Regions from separate parts of the Homo sapiens genome. Here region 1 is linked to region 2. The links are chromatin contacts, found by Hi-C or POLR2A ChIA-PET in ENCODE. All regions are on one chromosome and are shown on one strand. The core of a region is the stretch at or near the end of the contact, and the rest is flanking DNA. Distances in the headings are between cores, read along the strand shown.

Region 1 (3,273 bases), core at 21-2,520, 150 kb before region 2:
GGCGCTAGACTGACTTTGTTTCATTGATTGGTCGCAATGGGTTCTCTTCTGTTATTTTTGGAATCTGATCCGGTATGATAATAGACGTCCAAAGTTAGGATGATGGAGAAGCAAGAGATACATGGTTCAGCCTGTGAAAATCACGGGTGGAGTTAAGGGTTTCCAGTGAGCAACTGTGGGCAGCTGGGAACATTTGTTGTTTGTATTTGACAAACAAAGCTTTGACAGAATTGCTTCTTTGGGGCTCAGGCATAGGAATTATTAATAGCTATGAGAGTAAAAGATCTGAATAATGGCAAACTGTGAAACAGTAACAAGAAAGTAAAAGGAAGCATTCTCTATGGAGTAGATTCAAGTTTCTTTTTTTGGTAAAAACTAAGTGGGAGAGTTCTAAGGGGATTGCTGAAAAATTATTTAGGGGTTACAGTCCAAAACGGGGTATCAGATGTCTTTTCCTCTGAGATCAGTAAGTGTGTTCTTTGAAGCATGTCCTTGAATAGTTTTGTTTATCCACAACTTCACAGGTCTCTCTATAGCTATAGCTTCAAACAAGCCAGGCTTTAACTTTCCCCTTTCTTTCCTCAAAAAATAGTTGCAGATTAGCAAGTATATTTTTAACAGTTTGGCCCACACGGTGCCGAGCATGTCGAAGCAGCCTGAGAAATCTGTGTTGAAGGGAACCCAGCCCTGCCTCTCAGTGCCCCTGCCTCATGCCTTGCCATCACCGTTCCCTCCTTCCAAACCCAGCCTCCAAAGAGATAAACACATGGAACTTTAAATTCATGGCTCCAGTTAAATTATTGAGCTGTTTCTTGCCAAGAGGTTTAGAGAAACTAATGTCTAAAAGCATAGAGGACTACTGAGGCTTCTGAAAAATCACAGCACGGATATGCTTAACCGTATAGCCAGAAAGGAAGGTTCTTTCTGAGGCACATGGCGAGTGTCTGCTTTTAATGCCAAGAGATTGGAAGAGTTTACCAAGAGGATGCCAAACTCTCTTTGGGAAGCTGCTCAAGATAAACACTTGGATGCCTCTACTTCTTGTTGCTGGGCTTTTACGGGGCAGGCTGCCTGTCTCCCCTCTGCTGGGACTCTTCCTGGAAGCCTGGCTTCATCTTCTAATTTGGACAAGGTGTTGATTTGAAGCCATCTATCTCCGACAACAAGGAGGGCTCCAGGCATCCCTCTCACCGCAGCCCTGCAGAAAGCTGACCCATTCCCTGATGGGAATGCCAGGAATTTCCATCATTTCCTGTGGGGAACGACTGAGTAAGCACAGTGAGAGGCTGTCCTTCCAGAGGCACCTTTTCCAAACATTTCTAAGTGAGGCACAGGACTGACACTGGGAGGAAGGTGAAGGGCAAGGGAACAGTGGAACTCGGTGCTCCTGGTGGGGTTTCTTTGAAATGTCCAAAACCATTTGCATCAAGTTAAGGGGAGAGTTTCATTTATGTGGTTTTACAAATCCTAATTGAGTTGGTATTTCTGAATTTATTTATTTATTTATTTTTGAGACGGAGTTTAGCTCTTGTCGCCCAGGCTGGAGTGCAGTGGCGCGATCTCGGCTCACTGCAACCTCCGCCTCCCGGGTTCAAGTGATTCTCCTGCCTCAGCCTCCTGAGTAGCTGGGACTACAGGCGCCGCCACCGAGCCCAGCTAACTTTTTTGTATTTTTAGTAGAGACGGGGTTTTATCCTGTTGGCCAGGCTGGTCTTGAACTCCTGACCTTGGGTGATCCGCCTGCCTTGGCCTCCAAAACTGCAGGGATTACAGGCGTAGCCACCACCCCTGGCCTCTGATTTAATAAGAATTCGGTGTCAAAATGGCATGTGAGGAACTCAGTGCAAAAGAGATTCTCAGGCTGACAGAGCTGGAAGGGGAGTCACAGAGTAGCTCTTTATCTGGCCCCTGTATCCTCTGCTTCCAGGCAGGCAGGTGGAGCTCCTAAACGCCGAGAAAGGGAGTTCCTTGGCTGTCACTGCTTTTTATATAAACTGAGGAGATTTCATAATCTTTATCACCATACATGATAACCACAGGCTCCTTTGGCAACACCATGCACCTAGGTTTCCCTTCTTCCTGCCAAGAGGACTTCTCACTGGTTAGGTCAGACCCTCCTTGCCTTGTCTTTCCTGCCCATCAGTAAAAAAAAGATTCAACACCACATTCCATGTGATTATGATCTGTTTTAAACCATGTGAAGAGAAAGTCGTGTGAAAGAAACCATTAAACGCTCCTTCGTGGATATCTATTATGTGCCAGGTGATTTCCCACCCATTAGTTCATTGAATTCCCCCAGAAACCCTTTGAGGTGGGAATTATATGTGGTTTACAGGTGAGAGCCAAAGCTCCCAAGGTTGGTAGCATGGCCAATGTTGGAGTTAAGCCTGATTTCAGGCCTCAGTGTTCTTTCTGCTCTACTTGTGACTGGGAAGCTCACAGACACGGCCATACTCCAGCATCCCAAAATTTTTAATGGAAAAGCAAGTCATCATAAATGATCCTGCACTAAATCAGCAGCTGTTGATATGGTCTTATATTTCACAATTTCATAATATGTGTCATATTGAACACTGGAGCCCTGAATTTTCCACCATTTAAAGTATAACTCCTCCTCCCCACTCTCTCTGGTTTTCATTCACTTATGAATCCTGGTAGGGCTGTGGGAAGGAGAAGGGTGGGATAATTTGTTTTTCCAACAATTGGGTTGAAACTGAATGTGGTTTGTTTTTATTTTTGGAAAAGTTAAAGAAAAAAAAAATCTACTCAGCTCTGTTTTGGTTAAGACAGCATGAAGACATTTAGGTTGTTTCCAGTGTTTGTTGTTGAGGGGTAGAGTGGGAAAGAGTTTCCCTTTTGGTAGCAACTGCAAGCAACTTAAGACAGACAGACTCTGAAACGTTTCTTAAAAGATATGAGTTGAGGCCGGGCGCTGTGGCTTACGCCTGTAATCCCAGCACTTTGGGAGGCCGAGGCGGGTGGATCACCTGAGGTCAGGGGTTCGAGATTAGCCTGACCAATGTGGAGAAACCCTGTCTCTACTAAAAATACAAAATTAGCTGAGCGCTGTGGCACGCGCCTGTAATCCCAGCTTCTCGGGGAGGCTGAGGCAGGAGAATCACTTGAACCTGGGAGGCGGAGGTTGCAGTGAGCCGAGATCACGCCACTGAACTCCAGCCTGGGCAACAGAGCGAAACTCCGTTTCAAAAAAATAAAAAAAAGAGATTTGAGCTGTTCATTTGGAGGCCCCTTGGGAAGAGGAAAGCTGTCCTT
Region 2 (3,275 bases), core at 656-3,155:
CTGACCTCAGGTGATCCACCCACCTCGGCCTCCCAAAGTGCTGGGATTACAGGTGTGAGCCACCATGCCCAGCCTCTAAATCCTATTCTAAGTATCTTATATTTAGATATATATATTTGATGTGTGTGTGTGTGTTTCCAGCTTACTGGAGCAATCAGTCCAAGCATTTCCAAGATTCCTGGTGTTTTCAGAGTGTGATGTCCAAGTATATGTATGTGCTGCTACCGCTCACTTCTGTGACATGTGTATGATAATGTAGAATTCAGGGCTTTGAGCCCCAGACTTCAGCCATTCATCTTGCCAGAATCTACCTGTGAATGAGGTTAAGCACTATTTAAGCTGACATTCTTCTCCAAAATATATACATTTTGCTTATTTGACACGTTACGTTCTATATTATTATAAACATGCAGACTGAGGGGTTTTGCCACAAATCACTCCATGTGATTTTAGCTTTGCCAAAGAGATGCTTTGAGACTCTGGGTGGTCAGCCCACAGAATAAATTGTCCCTTCAGTCTGGCTTCAGGCTACCCACTTTCCACCCATTCTGGCCTACTGCAGTCACCTCCGCTTATGGCCACAGAACTGCATTCTGCTTTTAGTCCTAAGGAAAGCCTTGAGTACTGTATGTGAAGAATTCCAGTGACCTGGAAAAACAAATGGAGAAAGGCGATAAAGATTATCTCCTTTCTTATCACTCAGTTATTTCTCTGCCTGGTTGATACATCCTTTTTATTTATTTAACTTAAAATGACTTAAAAGGAAACGCAAGGGGAAAATATTAAGCAGGACTTCTAAGCCCAAAGAAGTCATATTTATATAATTTCCCAATTAACTGAGAAGTCAAGAATATCAAATATCCTATCATTATACATTCAGGAATCATAGATCTCAAATTTTATAAACAAAAATGGAATCAAACCCCCCATATTACTGGCAGAAATGAACGAAATGTATGTCCACAAGATTAAACTGCTCAGGCATTGTTGACATCTCCAGAAGAATCTCACAAGGTGAAAAGAGTTACACAAAAAACCAAATGTGAAAGTAAACTACTTTTCTTTCCAACTTCATCTCTATCTGGCGTCAGGCTGAGATTGTCACAGGCTGAGATTTTGAACTCATTGTGACTCATCTGTTATGTAAGCTGTAAGAGTTGGGACTTTGTCTCTTCTCTGCACTGCTATGTTGCCATCACCCAGATGATACCTGGCTCATAGCAGGAGTGCTATGGATGCCTGGTGTGAGTGAGTGAGTGAGACTATTTTCTAACTCTCCCTTCTAAGTAGCATCCCATTTTTACTCTCACCAATCGATGGTTTCCTCTGAATTCTCTTTCATCACTAGGTTTATTTAATTGAGGCCACTCAATGTATATATATATATGTATTTTTGAGATGGAGCCTCGCTCTGTCACCCAGGCTGGAGTGCAGTGGCATGATCTTGGCTCACTGCAAACCTCCACCTCCTGGATTCAAGCAATTCTCCTGCTTCAGCCTCCCAAGTAGCTGGGACTACAGGTGCCTGCCACCATGCCCAGCTAATTTTTGTATTTTTAGTAGAGACAGGGTTTCGCCATGTTGGCCAGGCTGGTCTCGAACTCCTGACCTCAGGTGATCCATCTGCCTCAGCCCCCCAAAACGCTGGGATTACAGGCATGAGCCACTACGCCCGGCCTTCATACTCATTTTTTTTAAATCCCAAAATACACATTTGGTGTGGGGGAGTCAGTTCTACCCTGTCCCCACCCTTTGACTAAACTTCAACTGTCCTTTCCCGCTGCCTCTGGTTTTGCGGGTGTTATTGTCCAAAGATACAGGGCCATACAGGCTGTCTCCTCGGGTGACCCGAGGACACCCTGTGGCCAGTGCGGTAATGAGTCATTGTTTATAGGAAGCACCCTCCGCTGCAGATGTTCTTCCAGACCCTCCACATGAGGCAGGCTTGTCCTCTCAGGCAGCAGCCACAAGCTTCTGTGCATGAATCTGCTTCTTAGACAAGATTGAACCTTCAAGGGGTGAGTCTGGAAGCACACCTGATTTATTCGTGGAAACGTAATCAAGAACTGTTATCCATGGCAAGGTGCTGTTCTGAGCAGCAGCATCCAAGTTAAGAAGCCCCATGTGAACTCATCCTAAAGAAAACTTGTTTTTAAGAATCTCTCTCCCAAAAAAGGGAGTGAAATGTAGGAGTCATTTTCAGTAAGATTAAGTTACTATTTCTTTCTAAAGCAATCAACCTTCTACAACTCACCCAGACAATCATAACCAGTTATTTGTAATTGTAGGTTCTTGTAAATGTATATCAAAAGTCTTTCACTTTCTCTTCCTGGCTCTTGGACTTGTTAGAGGCAAGATATTGAAATGTACAAGGTCCCTCTGGGTTCTCACAAGATCATGTGTGCGTGTGTGTGTGTGTGTGTGTGTATCATGTCCTCATAATGAATAGATATTCACACACATATATACACTCATGCCCAGAAGTCAGCATTCCAGTACACATTAGAAAGTTATTCATCTAACTGTCCCAAAGCAAGATTCGCTCCCTCTGCATTCTGATGAACCAGCCTAGTGAGTTTGGTTCATGGTAGCAAAGATCACAAGCGCGCAGGGAGATGCCGCATTATGCATTACTCTGCAAAACAGCTGCTCCTTTCTCTGAATAAGAGCATGTACTGATTTTTAAACTGCATTTTCATTCCAGGATAAATGACATGCTTCAATTTTGTTTTTTTATATTCTCTGCTGCTCTTGAGTAAAGAAAAGCTCTGCATTACTGTGCAAATAACATTCAATTTCTGTTTTGCTAAAAGAAATTGGAAAGCTGGACAGCCGGATAACTGGGGTCATGGCCATGGGCCAGGAGAAGACTGTGCTGGGTTGATTTATGCTGGGCAGTGGAACGATTTCCAATGTGAAGACGTCAATAACTTCATTTGCGAAAAAGACAGGGAGACAGGTGAGCAGTAGATGGGATTTAAGAGGGAGCTGCCAGCTTATGTCCTATGAAAGGGTGAGGGGTGGTGAGTACAAGGGCCCTGAATGCAGGCACTGCAATTAGGTTTCAGCCCTGGTTATGCCATTTATTAACTGGGCAGGTGATTAACCTCAGGGAAATAGTAATAGCATCTTCTTCACGAGGTTGTGAAGATTTAAATAAGTTAATAAATGTGCCTCACATGTAGGAAGTACTCAACGAATGCTAAACTAACTGACCCACATAAGTATCTTATATTGTGAGTTAATTGTTCTTTAAAATATAGCACCAGCCAGGC

The links. A loop is a pair of places that touch in the nucleus more often than their neighbours do. ChIA-PET counts read pairs that join two places held with the same protein, here RNA polymerase II (POLR2A). Pooled maps may share reads with other maps.
Region 1: a loop to region 2 is called in a map of HepG2, with 3 times the contacts of the local background. The contact joins two enhancer-like sites. A Hi-C loop is called at or near these places in 3 of 168 maps with a recorded cell type or tissue (CD14-positive monocyte, HepG2 and dorsolateral prefrontal cortex), 2 of 37 single-sample maps with no recorded cell type and 8 of 50 pooled maps. POLR2A ChIA-PET finds 5 or more read pairs at or near these places in 1 of 52 experiments (MCF 10A).

The regions. Positions count from the first base shown.
Region 1 is chr18:473,313-476,585 of GRCh38, reverse strand. All of the region lies in intron 2 of COLEC12 (collectin subfamily member 12), which reads left to right. Among named protein-coding and RNA genes, the nearest start is that of COLEC12, 26 kb to the left of the region's middle. Within about 2 kb of position 1,270, at least 4 of the 41 ENCODE cell types and tissues checked have a DNase peak (open chromatin) inside an H3K27ac peak, as active enhancers do.
Region 2 is chr18:321,346-324,620 of GRCh38, reverse strand. It overlaps COLEC12 (collectin subfamily member 12), which reads left to right. Exons shown (of 10, transcript NM_130386.3): 9 at 2,814-2,959. Among named protein-coding and RNA genes, the nearest start is that of THOC1, 55 kb to the right of the region's middle. Within about 2 kb of position 1,905, at least 3 of the 41 ENCODE cell types and tissues checked have a DNase peak (open chromatin) inside an H3K27ac peak, as active enhancers do.